2 separate regions of the Homo sapiens genome follow, and region 1 is linked to region 2. A link is a contact called in ENCODE Hi-C data. All regions are on one chromosome and are shown on one strand. The core of a region is the stretch at or near the end of the contact, and the rest is flanking DNA. Distances in the headings are between cores, read along the strand shown. Region 1 overlaps PALM2AKAP2 (PALM2 and AKAP2 fusion). Region 2 overlaps TMEM245 (transmembrane protein 245).

Region 1 (6,910 bases), core at 607-3,106, 1.0 Mb before region 2:
CAGCTCACTGCAGCCTTGAACACCTGGGCTCAAGCAAACTTCTTGCCTCAGCTTCCCAAGTAGCTGGGACAACAGGCATGTGTCACCACACTCAGGTAATTTTTCTTTTTTTTTTTTTTTTTAAGAGATGGGGACTTGCTATGTTGCCCAGGCTTGTCTCAAACTTAAGCAATCCTCTTGCCTCCACCTCCAAAAGTGCTGGGATTACAGGCATGCACCACCACCCCTGGCCTTCTTCCTTTTAGTCTCTAATTCTAAGTGCCATCAGCAGAGGGCACACATGCACACACTATTGGGAGCATGGCCCCTCACATAACATACAGGGTGTTCACCAAGATGGCGCCTGCCTTCGGAAGTGCTCATAAGCAGGAAGAGCTCAATCCAAGCCTATGAAATGGATGCATTACAATAGGAAGACATTTAGTCCATCAACTCACAGTGAAGGCAGGACAGCTTGGGGTTGTGTTCAGATAATTACTCCTTTAAAAACTCTCACTGGCTTCTCACTGACCATAGGGTAAACTCTAAAGTCTACAACCCTTAACATGATTGATAGAGCTCTTGGTTGTCTGGCTCCAAATCTATTTCTGTTTTGTTTTAAATCTCTTCCATTAACTTACTCTTAAATATCTCAAATGTGCCAAGTTCTCTATTCCTTTTGAGCCTCTCTTAGGTGCCCTTCCTTCTCCCCTACACCCTGAGCCCAACTTTACCCCTTCAGTTCTCAGCTTAGACAGTAATTTCCTAAGGAAGGAAGACTTTCTTTATCCTCCAAATGATATGGTCTTCCTTGTTTGTGCTCCTACAGGTCTCTGTGCTTCTCTGTCATAAAATTGCCTCATTTGTTTAATGTTGTTTCTCTTACTGAACCATTAAGTTCCCTGAGAGCAGGGACTATACATTTTTATTCACCTCTGTATAAACAAATGTCACTCAAATTCTATTTAAGTGGAGCTTCTTCCTTTAAAAGTCAAATAAGGGCCAGGTGCAGTGGCTCATGCCTGTAATCCTAGCACTTTGGGAGGCCAAGGCGGGCGGATCACCTGAGGCGGATCAGGAGTTGGAGACCAGCCTGGCCAACATGATGAAACTCTGTCTCTACTAAAAATACAAAAAACAAACAAACAAAAAATTTAGCTGGGCATGGTGATGGACACCTGTAATCCCAGCTATTCAGGAGGCTGAGGCAGGAGAATCACTTGAACCTGGGAGGTGGAGGTTGCAGTGAGCCGAGTTTGCCCCATTGCACTCCAGCCTGGGAGACAGAGCAAGACTCTGCCTCAAAAAAAAAAAAAAAAAAAAAGTAAAATAAGAACCAACAAGATAATTTCTAGATACCCGGTCATTAACAATGACTATATCCTTTTCAAAACAGAACTTCTATCATTCATTGTCCATCTTTTAAAAGCAAAAGCACTAAAAGCAAAAACAAATAGCATTTCCACACCAGGGGGATGGGGTTTCTGTCTAGATAACTTTTGTATGGAAAGAATTAGAAGATTTCTCCTTCCTTACCACATCTTGGCTCTCAGTGGATTTTATTTGCTTTAAGGTTTTAGGATTCCAGCATGCCACCAGCATGATTTCTACCAGAGAAGTTAAAAATTATATTTTTCATCACCTAGTATCCAATCATCAATCTGAGTCACACAACAAACTAGTGGAGTCACTTCTTCTGGCATGAAATATGAAATGTGCCGCAGGAACTTGGTAACACCTCCATTCACAAAACCACTGAAGCCAGGAGTTCTGACCCTAGCCATGAATTGTCTAGTTTGGCTGCTCAGAGTCACGTGTCAGCCTTCTCCCCGATCATGAACTTGGAGGTTGGCCAGCCAAGCAATACTCCAAAGATTTCCAGGCATGAACAGGAAGAAAATTGTATTTTACATTCCGTTTCTTTCAACTCATGTTGTAATTCTGGGAAGCCCGGGTGCCTGCTTTAAATGTTCTAGAGATAAACATGAAGGAATGACATGTATGCATATCATTATCATGATTGTACTCAATACGACATCAAGATTGGAACAGACTTGCACGGATGAATTACCATCCCCTTGTAGGGACCAGAAATCAATCCTATGGGGGTGGGATATGGGAGAAGAGATCAGCATTAGCATAGAGGGAAGTACTGGGGAGATTGATACTGGGTTGCTGGGATGCCAGTGGCAAGCCTTAGGATGCTGACTTGTTTAAGGCAACCTCGGTCCTGGTGGGGAAGCCTGATGGACAACAGCCGGTGGGGGAATCAGGAGAAAGCATTGAAATGTCTTTATATTAGACAGTTGTTTATGTGCTAGAAATAAAGTTGGAGGTAATATGGTGAGGGGTTCGATTAAGAGATAGAGACAGAGAAGCCTGAAAATACTCATGCTACGGTCTGAATGTTTGTGCCCGCCCCCCCATTATTCATTTGTTGAAACTTTATCACCAATTTGATGGCATATATTAAGAAAGTCACTGCACTCTTCCTCTTCTTCCTCCCTTTCCTTTCCTTCCCAAACAACTCAGTCCAAAAGTCACTAGGCCAGGCTGAATAAGATGGTACCTGCTGTAGTGTTGGAGCCCAGGGAGGGTAAGGAGGGTGTTGGTGAAGGGTCGTGGCAGTGGCCACCTGGAAAATGATGTCGGAGCCCAAGTTTGGTGAGGAAAACAGGAGACTGGTTATACTGGAGTGTGGGGGAAGGAGGGCTAGTTAAATAATAAACATATTACAGATAATAAAAACTAAGTATCTTTTGTCAAGAAGGTGGTCACAAATATGGAAAGGGAGAAAGTATGAATGAACTTTTTATTAAATAAGAATTAAAAAGCATCAGGGCAAACTCATGGTTTTCAAGAGAGATGTGTGTAATTTCTAATTCTGTCCACTGAGAGTGCCTGGGGCTAGTGACAATGCAATAACAATGAGCACAGCTAGCACTCAGATCTTTGTTTCTAAATACCATTCTCCATCATCAGAAACTAGTGCTCTTCAGAGAGACGACCGATTTCAGGGTTGGGAAAGTATAAGATGAAACTGGAATATCTTGCGATGCCAGAAATTGAGGAAGCATTCAAAGGAAAACGGGGACATCTCCAAAGGACATACAAGTTAGCCAGAAAGGGCTCCCGTGAGCTGTAACTGAACAAGTTGCGGATAAAAATAATAAAAGAAATGGATTATAATCCATTGAATATCACAGGAATCCATTGAATATCACAGGAATCCATGAGATCATACCGACATAAATAAATGAAGTTTGATAAGAAATGGGGTGAAAATTGCAGAATACCACAGTATTGCCCTACAAAATGTATATTAATTACAAAAGAAAAAAGTAACTACTGTGCAGAAGGCTGGCAGACACTCCCTCAATGGAGTGATCATAATCAATATTAAGTGATCAGAGTTGACACCTGTCACCATAATGGGACAAACTAATACCACGTGCTACCTGTTTGGATACAGTGAGAACACAGCATCAATTTGGTGGTATTCCTACCAAAGATGCACAACCTGAAAATCATCATATGAAAACATCAGAGACCCACATTAGGGAGCAGTCTACAAAATTGGGGGTGATGGGGCATCATGTTGGCAATTTACTCTCAAATGATTCAAAACAGAAAGACATTTGTACTGTACTTGGGAACTTTTCTTTAGGTTGGAGATTCTTTCCAATTTTAAAAAGTTAATGAGAAGAGTGACCTTGAGTCATTGTAGGTTTGATGGAAGCCAAGTGTCAAGATAAGATTAAGATATGGATGGACCAAGATAAGTGTCAACAATTATCCTTTAGGGTAACGATTCTTAAATTTTCTCTGGTGAAGCATCAGTTTTTCCCCACCAGTCCATTATGAAGCAATAGTTTTGTAAAATACAAAAATCCCACGCTTGGATTTCAGGACAATATCACATTGCAATAGGAGTTTTCAAATGCTTACTCTCGATGTCTGAACTTAGAATGAACCAGTAGCAAATGATTCCTGGACTAGCTTGGACCACGCTTTGAGCAGCGTTTTCCATAGCTGAAGATCTGTGGATCCCTGATTGCTATCACATTCACATGGAAAATAAAAACAACTGGTCACACTGTTATCCATATGGTAGCAATAATAATTAGCACTCTAATTAACATCAACCATCTATACAAAGTATTCAAAAAAGGGACCACCCAGGCAATATGAAGGGATTAAAGACCTGCCTTTGTGAAGAGTAATTCAACTTTTCCAAATGGGTCACATGACAAGAACAGATGCGTCCACTCCTGATTCCAAAGTAGTTGCTTTGTGGTGACTTAAGAAGAAAAACCCAGTTACACGGAAGATGAACAAAAGCATTTTGCATGGACCAGTCTGCAATGCCATGCCATGACTATCATTGCTGGGAAGGAAACCAGCATTCAGAAGGGGTTAGTTAGTAGAGGACAACTCCCAAATCAGATGGGTTTAACTAGATACTGAGGGTCAAGCTACTGATTCCAACATAGTCCACACATGGGTCCACTCTGGTTCTATGCCACAAACAGCCTCTCCTTCAGACAAGAGGCAGGCTTTCAAGTAAAAGAGAACAATTCTTTATAATAAACCAAGGCCAAAGCAGAACAACAAAGAAGGAGCTATTGCATCCTCTGGAAAGTGGCAAACTCCATGCAAGCTCAGGGTTCTTCTAGAGGACACTCTTGACACTTTTGTTGCATGTCCCTGTATGCTGGAATTCTCATGCCAGTGTCCCCCCAACACTTATTCCAGACACACACAGAGGAGGCTCCACATAGAAACCCATGAGCTGGAATCAACAACAACAGACTGCTGTGGCATCTGTCTCTCATGTGAGGCACCTCACTTACCTGGAGCAGTTTTGTAGCATGTTCTGGAGGGCAGTGATGGGGCATTCTTTGTCCTGGGGCTCTGCGTACTCTGCAAGACTTGTCTCTGCCTCTTCAGCTCCTCTTCCCTTTCCTGAGCTGCTCGGATCTCTTCCTCAATCATGGACAAAGTCCGCTGTTTCCTGGACCTCAGCTTGAAAGGCCCAACCATCACGTCAGATTCTTGAGTGGCCAGGAGGGAGGCTGTGCTTCTCAGCTCAGCTGCCTCCGAGTACTTGCTGAAATAGCTTCCTTCGGGCCTGGTCTCCTCCATGTTAATCGGGCCACTGGGCTGCACAGCTGGCAGTGGCTGGGGGGGCCCCCTTTCCCTGAGCGCCCTGTCTTCAGCAGGCAGAATCTTTGGTAATACATCCCTTTTCTCTTGAACAGGAGAAGACACCTGAGGTGGCTCAAACATGCTCTGAGGCTTTTCTGAGCCGAAAGCCGCAGCTTCAGCTTCCTCTACAGTCGCTTCAGGTCCCTGTTGCTCTGCTCCATCCCTGCTGGTTTTGGACACAGCTTTATCCACCTGCTCGGCTATGGCTTGTTGAATGGCATTCTGCACCAGGAGGCCAGCCTGATACTCCAAGGGGTCATCAACCAACGGAGAGTCCCCCAGCGTGGAGGAAGGGGAATAGAAACCATGATCACTAAATGACTTGGAGACGCCTTCTCCTCGGCCCTCTGAGGGGTTGTCAGTTTGTGGTGTCTGGGGCAGAGAAAAATCAGCCAGTGAATTTTCCTGGAGGGCATTGGTTGTCTCATTGGATGCCCCGCTGTCACTGATGTTGTCCATGCTGAAATCATTGGATAGGGTCTCCAGGACTGTGGTATCCTGAGACCTCACCGACAATTCGTCCAGACCAGAGTCAAGCTCCTCTTGGGTCAAGGAGACATTGACAGATCTTGAGAACTGATCCAAAATCCCATGGTCATCATCCTTGACCACAGTGAGGACAGCCCGGGCGCTCGTAAATTCTCCATCCTCAGCCCACAGTTTAGATAAGGGCCCACGTTTAGAAGGCTCGCTGTAGGGCCCTTCCTTCCCCTGAGAGGCTGTGTTGCCCTGGCTTCCTGCTGCCGATGGGGTCTCCAGGGCACCGGGGGATTTCTGTCCCTTGGCGGCTGAGGCACCACTGTCTTCTGGAGGTCCCCCGACAGAAGGTGGTCTCGGATTAGTCAGTGGCTTGTCTGAGTTGACTGACCCCAGAGGCCTGTAGAAAGGCTTGATGGAGAACAGCCTGGGTGTACTCTGGCCCTTGGCCACCGCTTGCCTGGAATTCTCCATCAGCTGAAATTGTTTGCGAGCAGCAGAGAAATCTATCTGCTCTGTGACAATGTCCTCCTTTGCTTTGTCAATCATGCTTGCGCGTTCATGAGAAGAGGCAGGGGCTGTGCAGAGCTGCGATGGGGGCTGCTGCTGCTGCTGCTGTAACTGCTTCTGCAGCAGCAACTGTTCCTGCTGTGCCCTTCTCTCTTTGCGCTCCTTGTACTTTTTGTGCGACTCCAGATGTTCCTCGTCCAGCTGCTCCTCGATGGTTTTTTCCTGCGGGGGATTCCACCATTTTGCTGCAATGCCAGGATTCTTCTTGACGGCCTGGCTGCGGATGAGCTCTCTCCTCTCCTTTTCCAGCTCCAGCATCTCCTCTGAAGGCCTCACTTTTCTAATGCAGTATTGTTCTTTCTCATGCTCGTCATCCTCAAAGAGCTTGGAGGGCTTCTTGTCCTCATGGAAGGCACGCAGCTCAAACTTGGCCTCCTTTTTCAGTGTGGTGAGAGTGAACTCTCCATCTCGGGAAGAACACCGTGAGCTGGTTGTGGAGCTGGGGCTGACAGGCACCTGCAGGCTGTCCCCCAGCGCATCTCTAGGCTGGCTGGGGGAATGGCCATTTGTTCTTTCTGCCTCTGCCATGGGGTCAGGGCTGCTATTACTGAGCTCGATGTGAGGAGGTGCCTGCCGGCTAGCTGTTCTTTCAGTGGGTTCTGGCTGGGTCGCCTCGTGGACAGGGGGGCTTAGGCCGCCCACCAGAACCACTGCACCAGGCTCTGGGGAGGATGTT
Region 2 (6,321 bases), core at 2,841-5,340:
TACAGGTGCAGTAATCACGTAAAAATGGCCTACAGGCCGTGCGCAGTGGCTCACGTCTGTAATCCCAGCACTTTGGGAGGCTGAGGCAAGCGGATCACGAGGTCAGGAGTTCGAGACCAGCCTGGCCAATATGGTGAAACCCCGTCTCTACTAAAAATACAAAAATTAGCTGGGCATGGTTGGCATGTGCCTGTAGTCCCTGCTACTCGGGAGGCTGAGGCAGAAGAATTGCTTGAACCCAGGAGGTGGAGGTTGCAGTGAGAGCCGAGATCGCACCACTGCACTCCAGCCTGGCAACAGAGCGAGACTCCGTCTCAAAAAAAAAAACAGGCATACAATATGTCACAATGTTGTGCATCCATGACCTGTATCTAGTTCCAAGACATTTTCATTACCTCAGAAAGAAACCCTGTACATATATCAGTACTTCATTCCTTTTTATGGCTGAATAATATTCCATGGTAAGAGCACACCACATTTTGTTTATTTACTCATCAGTTGATGGATATTTGGGTTATTTCTACCATTTGTCTATTGTGAATAGTGCTGCTATGAACTTGTGTGCAAGTATTTATTTGAATACACGTTTTCAGTTCTTTGTTTACCTATGAGTAGAATTACTGGGTCGTATGGTAATTCTGTGTTTAATTTTTTAAGGAACTGCCAAACTGTTTTCCACAGCAGATGTACCATTCAGATTTCTACCAGCAGTGTATGAGGATTCTAATTTCTTTGCATCCTTGCCAACACCTATTATTTTCCACTTTTTGATAATGGCCAGTCCAGTGGGTGTGAAGTGGTATCTCATTATGGTTTTCATTTGCATTTCCGTAATGACTAATGATGTTGAGCATCTTTTCATTTGCTTTTTGGCCATTTGTTTCTCTTCTTTGGAGAAATGTCTATTCAAATTCTTTCCCCTTTAAAAAAAATTAAATTGTTTGCCTTTTTGTTGTTGCGTTTTAGGAATTCTTTACATATTCTAGATACTAGACCCTTATCAAATATATGATTTTTAAATATTCCATTGGTGGGTTGTATTTTTACTCTCTTGATAGTCTCTTTTGATGCAAAGAAATTTTTTTGATGAAGTCCAGTTTATCTACTTTTTCTTTTATTGCTTGTGTTTTTGATGTCATCTGACAAACAATTGCCAAATCCAAGGTCGTAAATACTTACCCTTAAGTTTCCTTTTAAGAATTTTATATTTTTATCTCTTATATTTAGGTCATTGATCCGTTTTGAAATAATTTTTGTAAATGATGTGAGGTAAGGATCCAACCTCATTCTTTTGCCTGTGTATATTCAGTTCTCCCAGCACTGTTGAAGATGGCCTTGGCACCCTTGTCAGAAATCAGTTGACCATATATATATGGGTTTATTTCTGCCCTTTCTGTTGTGTTTCACTGATCTATATGTCTCTCCTTAATGTCAGTTAACACATTCTTTTGATTACTGTAGTTTTGAAATTGAGAAGTGTGAGTTCTCCAACTTTGTTCTTCCTTTTCAAAATTGTTTTGACTATTTTGGGGTCCCTTGCATTTCCATATTTATGATCAGCTTTCCTGTTTTTACAAAAAAGCCTTTTGGGATTTTGATAGGGATTGCATTCAATCTAGAGATCACTTGTGGGCGGGGGGGAGCATTGCCATCTTTACAATATAAAAAGACAAAACCACAAAAACCTTACAATTTATGAGCGTGGGATGCATTTCCATTTATTTCGTTACTCTTTAATTTTTTAGTGTTTTTTTTAATTTTAAATTTTAATTTTTGTGGCTACATAGTAGGTGTATATATTTATGGGGTACATGGAATGTTTTGACACAGGCATGTAATGTGTAATAATCACATCAAGTAAAATGGGGTATCCATCCCCTCAAGTATTTATCCTTTGTTATAAATAATCCAATTATACTCTTAGTTATTTTAAAATATACAGTTAAATTATTGACTATAGTCACCCTGTTATGCTATCAAATACTAGGTCTTACTCTTTTTAATTTTTTTTTTCTGTTTTTGAGATGGAGTCTCGTTCTGTTGGCCGGGCTGGAGTGCAGTGGCATGATCTCAGCTCACTGCAGCCTCCACCTCCTGGGTTCAAGTGATTCTTCTGCCCCAGCCTCCCGAGTAGCTGGGATTCCAGGCACCCGCCATCATGCCTGGCTAATATTTGTATTGTTGTAGAGATGGGGTTTCACCATGTTGGCCAGGCTGGTCTCGAACTCCTGATCTCTGGTGGTCCGCCTGCCTTGGCCTCCCAAAGTGCTGAGATTACAGGCATGAGCCACCACGCCCTGTCCATTTTTTTAAACTTTTTGGTACCTATTAATAACCACTTCCAGCTTCCCCGTACCCTCTCACTATCCTTCCCAGCCTCTGGTAACCATCCTTCTGCTCTCTATCTCTGAGTTCAATTGTTTTGATTTTTAGATCCCACAAATAAGTGAGAACATGAGGTGTTTGTCTTTCTGTGCCTAGTTTGTCTCACTTAGCTTATATGGCCTGCAGTTCCATCCATGTTATTGCAAATGACAGGATCTCATTCTTTTTTTTTGGCGGAATAGTACTCCATTGTGTATAAGTACCACATGTTCTTTTTCCATTTATCTGTTGATGGACATTTAGGTTTCTTCCAAATTTTGGCTATTGTGAACAGTGCTGCAACAAACATGGGAGTCAGCAGTGTTTTGTAGTTTTCTTTGTATATGTCTTAGACCTTTAATTTATTCCTTATTCTTTTTGATACTATCATGTGGAATTGTTTTCTTAATTTTCCTTTTGGATGGTTTATTGCTGCTGGGTAGAAATACAACAGATTTTTTGCTTGTTGATCTTGTGTCCTGCAGCTTTGCTGAATTTATTAGCTTCAGTAGTTTCTTTGGTATATTCTTTAGGATTCTGCATATGTAAGTTCAGTCATCTGCAATAGGGATAGTTTGACTTCTTCCTTTCTAATTTGCATGCCTGTAATTTATTTTTCTTGCCTGATTGCTCTGGTTGGAATTTCTAGTACAAAGTTGAATAGACCATGTGCTTTTAAAGATTATTTTGAGGTACCCTGGCTGTGAGTGACCTATATCTGCAAATAGTTTGTTAAAGGTAGAGGTCTCTAATGAGTTGTAAGTGGGGAGGTTGTCAGGATATAGTAGTGGTCCTCAAATCATCAGATCAGACTTCTGGTTACCCAGCCGTGTGGAAGCAGCTGTGACTGGAGAGGTAAATCTGAACACAAAGCTTCTACAGTTGACCAATACTTTACTCCTTGCTTCTTTCTGATGGCGATAATAAACTCCAAGAGCAGATTACTAGCTGCAGTATGTTTTAAAAAGAATTAATTTCTCAGATAATATGTGTGTTGCAGTAAAGTTAGGAAATACAGAGAAACAAAAGGAAGAAACTAAAAATCACTCAAAATCTCACTGTCTACAGATTATACCAAAATGTTAACTAATAGTTGTTTTGCCTTTAGGCTTTTAAAAACACAAAAAAACTAGATCACAGTGAACATTCTGTTTTGTAACCCACATTTTAAACTTAATTATGTCATGAGGAACTTTCTGTGTCAATGAATACACTTATAGAGCATTATTTTTAACATCTTCATTTTATTCTCATCATGAGGCTGTTTGTGGTACTCTGGTGTATTTGTACAGGTACCTTGTAAAAGTTTTTAAAAATTAATTTGCTTTTTATTATTTTATTTGATAAATGAGTAATATCTAACAATTGTAAGCCATATTTTTATTTGTAAATATATATTTAGAATTTTAAAATTCCTGAAACAAAGTAACCATAACTATATATCTCTCTGACAGTGGAAAATAGGGAAGATTTTATTTTATTTTATTTTATATTTTGGTGTCTAAGTTTTCTTTGTTCAGCCTGTCTTCCTGGTTATAATCTGTTAGACTCTGTGGTTATATATCTGACTAGTGGAAGTAAATTTCCTGTTTTGGCAACTGCTGTAGAAAGCTTGGCAGTTTCGACTTGTTTTTCTGGTTAGTTTTATCTCCTTTGTTTTCTTTCACCTAATGGCAAGTGACTCAGACAGTTCTGCTTACCCTTTACCTCTTATGCCAGAATGGTTTCCCCTTTTGACTGCTTTTGTCCAGGGCCAAGTAAGTAATTGTTATAAGAATATAAGTAATGCAAGTCTAAACCAAAGGTTGTGGTTGGGTTTTCTCTACGGTGTAAATTCTAGTCATCTCATGACAGCAGCCTAGAAAACTGTAAGGGTAATAAGACTTCTAAGACCAATTTTTGAGCAAGGGGAAAAAGAAGACCATGGTCGATTATGAATACTAGCCATAAACTTAGAGTAGTGATGTGCTGATATGCAAGCCAGATTGCTGTTATTTGTATTACAGGCTATGACAAGGAAGGAAATCACAGACACACAGAATAAATGTTGAGTACAGATTTGGAAATCTTGGTTTTATTTATTTTGTTTAACTTTCATTTCAACCTGTGTCAAGATAGGTGATTATTGATCTAGAATCCCTTTCTGGACTTCTAGTCTAAATAATCCTCATCATAAAATAAATCTTTTAAGTGTTTCTTTTTCCTAAATTTCTGAGTATTTTTTTCTTCTTGCCCCTAAGAACATCGTTTCTTTTTAAGAATCAGAACTCAAACCATCTGGTGTGTAATGGGACAGCCCTTCTCTTGTACTTACAGTCAGTTTCCTGCTGTAGATGTCACTGTAATATAGGTAGGTACAGGAATGCTTTAGTATACTGCCACAACAGTGTGTGCATCGGCTCTTTCCTTGTCATTTCCAGTGTCCCGTTGTATCACTTGCTCTTGTTTTCCAGTCACTTGTGTGGGTATCTTTCTCTATGTCTTCTGAGCTTTGAAGGTTTTGTGCTGTGGTTCACTAGACTCACAGAATTAGTCCTGGATTTCATCAGAATTCAAAGCCTGAGTTTGGTTCCTAGACCCAGAGTACTCTTCTATTTATTTATTATTCTTATTTTATTTTGTTTTTAGAGACTAAGACTCGCTCTGTTGCCCAGGCTGGAGTGCAGTGGTGGTGTGACCATAGCTCACTGCAGCTTAACTCCTGGGCTCAAGCAGTGCTCCCACCTCCGCCTCAGAAAACTCTTCTTGTGGATCATTGCTGAGTTAGTTTCAGTGGTTGCTTCTGAACCCAAGGGTCTTACTCAGTGGTTTTCTCTTAGACCTGAGAAGTTCTAACATAGTATTTCCCAAAAGCTTAAGATAATAAGGGAAAAATATTTAAGTGCCTGTCATGAGCCAAGAACTTTCAAGTGCTTTTAAATGTGCTATCTTTTTAAATCCACAAGCAAACAAAACAGAACTCAAACAAATAAATCTTTGTAAGATAGATGGTATCTTCATTTACAGATGAAGATACTTCTAGAGATTAACTGACTAGCCTGCAGTCACACAGGTGACTAGTGGAGCTAAGATTTAAACTTAGGTCCTTGGCCAGGCATAATGGCTCATGCTATAATTCCAGCATTTTATGAGGCCAAGGCGGGAGGATTGCTTGAGCCCAGGAGTTCAAGACTAACCTTGCCTGGTCAAGATAGTGAGACCCTGTCTCTACAGAAAATAAATAAATACATAAAAATAAAATAAAATAAAAATTAGCTGGGTGTGGTAGTGTGCATCTATAGTCCCAGCTACTGGGAGGGTTGAAGATGGAGGATTGTTTGAGCCCAGGAGGTCAAGGCTGCAGTGAGTAGTAATCATGCCACTGTACTCCAGCCTGGGCTACAGAGGTGAGACCCTGTCTTAAAAGTAATAATAATGATAATAAATAAATAAACATAGGTTCTTGACCCTAAGCCCAGCGTTCTTTCCCCTCCCCAGGCTCTTTGAGTAAGTGTCAGTCATCCTGAAAAAGTATTGAGTACTCATCCTTCTTGCATCAGTTGTAGTTGTCAGCTCCTTCAGTTTTCCATATTGGTCCTGTTGACTTAACACAACTACATGACCTAGCTTCCTTGCCTCCTAGATCCCAGAAACCTTACTTAGTAGAAACCTTATGGCTTAGTCTGTTTTGTCCTGCTGTGACAGAGTAACACAGACTTGGAAACTTACAATGAACAGAAATTTATTGGCTCACAGTTCTGGAGGCTGAGAAGGCCAATGTCAAGGTGCTGGCATCTGGTGAGGATCTTCTTGCTGTATCATCACGTGGTACAAGGGCGAGCAAGAGATGGCTGGGGCTGAACTCACCCTTTTATAATGACATTAATCCTACCCATGAGGGCTGAGCCCTGATGGCCTAATCACCTCTTAAAGGTCCCACCTGTTAATACTGTGGTAACGGCAATTAAATTTAACATA

Evidence for each region. Hi-C counts contacts between places; a loop is a spot of excess contacts on that map. Pooled maps may share reads with other maps.
Region 1: a loop to region 2 is called in a map with no recorded cell type, with 2.6 times the contacts of the local background. The contact joins two enhancer-like sites. A Hi-C loop is called at or near these places in 9 of 37 single-sample maps with no recorded cell type and 10 of 50 pooled maps.

The regions. Positions count from the first base shown.
Region 1 is chr9:110,136,462-110,143,371 of GRCh38, reverse strand. PALM2AKAP2 (PALM2 and AKAP2 fusion) reads right to left here. Exons shown (of 11, transcript NM_007203.5): 8 at 4,833-6,910. Among named protein-coding and RNA genes, the nearest start is that of C9orf152, 68 kb to the left of the region's middle. Within about 2 kb of position 1,856, at least 11 of the 41 ENCODE cell types and tissues checked have a DNase peak (open chromatin) inside an H3K27ac peak, as active enhancers do.
Region 2 is chr9:109,099,785-109,106,105 of GRCh38, reverse strand. All of the region lies in intron 3 of TMEM245 (transmembrane protein 245), which reads left to right. Among named protein-coding and RNA genes, the nearest start is that of TMEM245, 17 kb to the left of the region's middle. Within about 2 kb of position 4,090, at least 13 of the 41 ENCODE cell types and tissues checked have a DNase peak (open chromatin) inside an H3K27ac peak, as active enhancers do.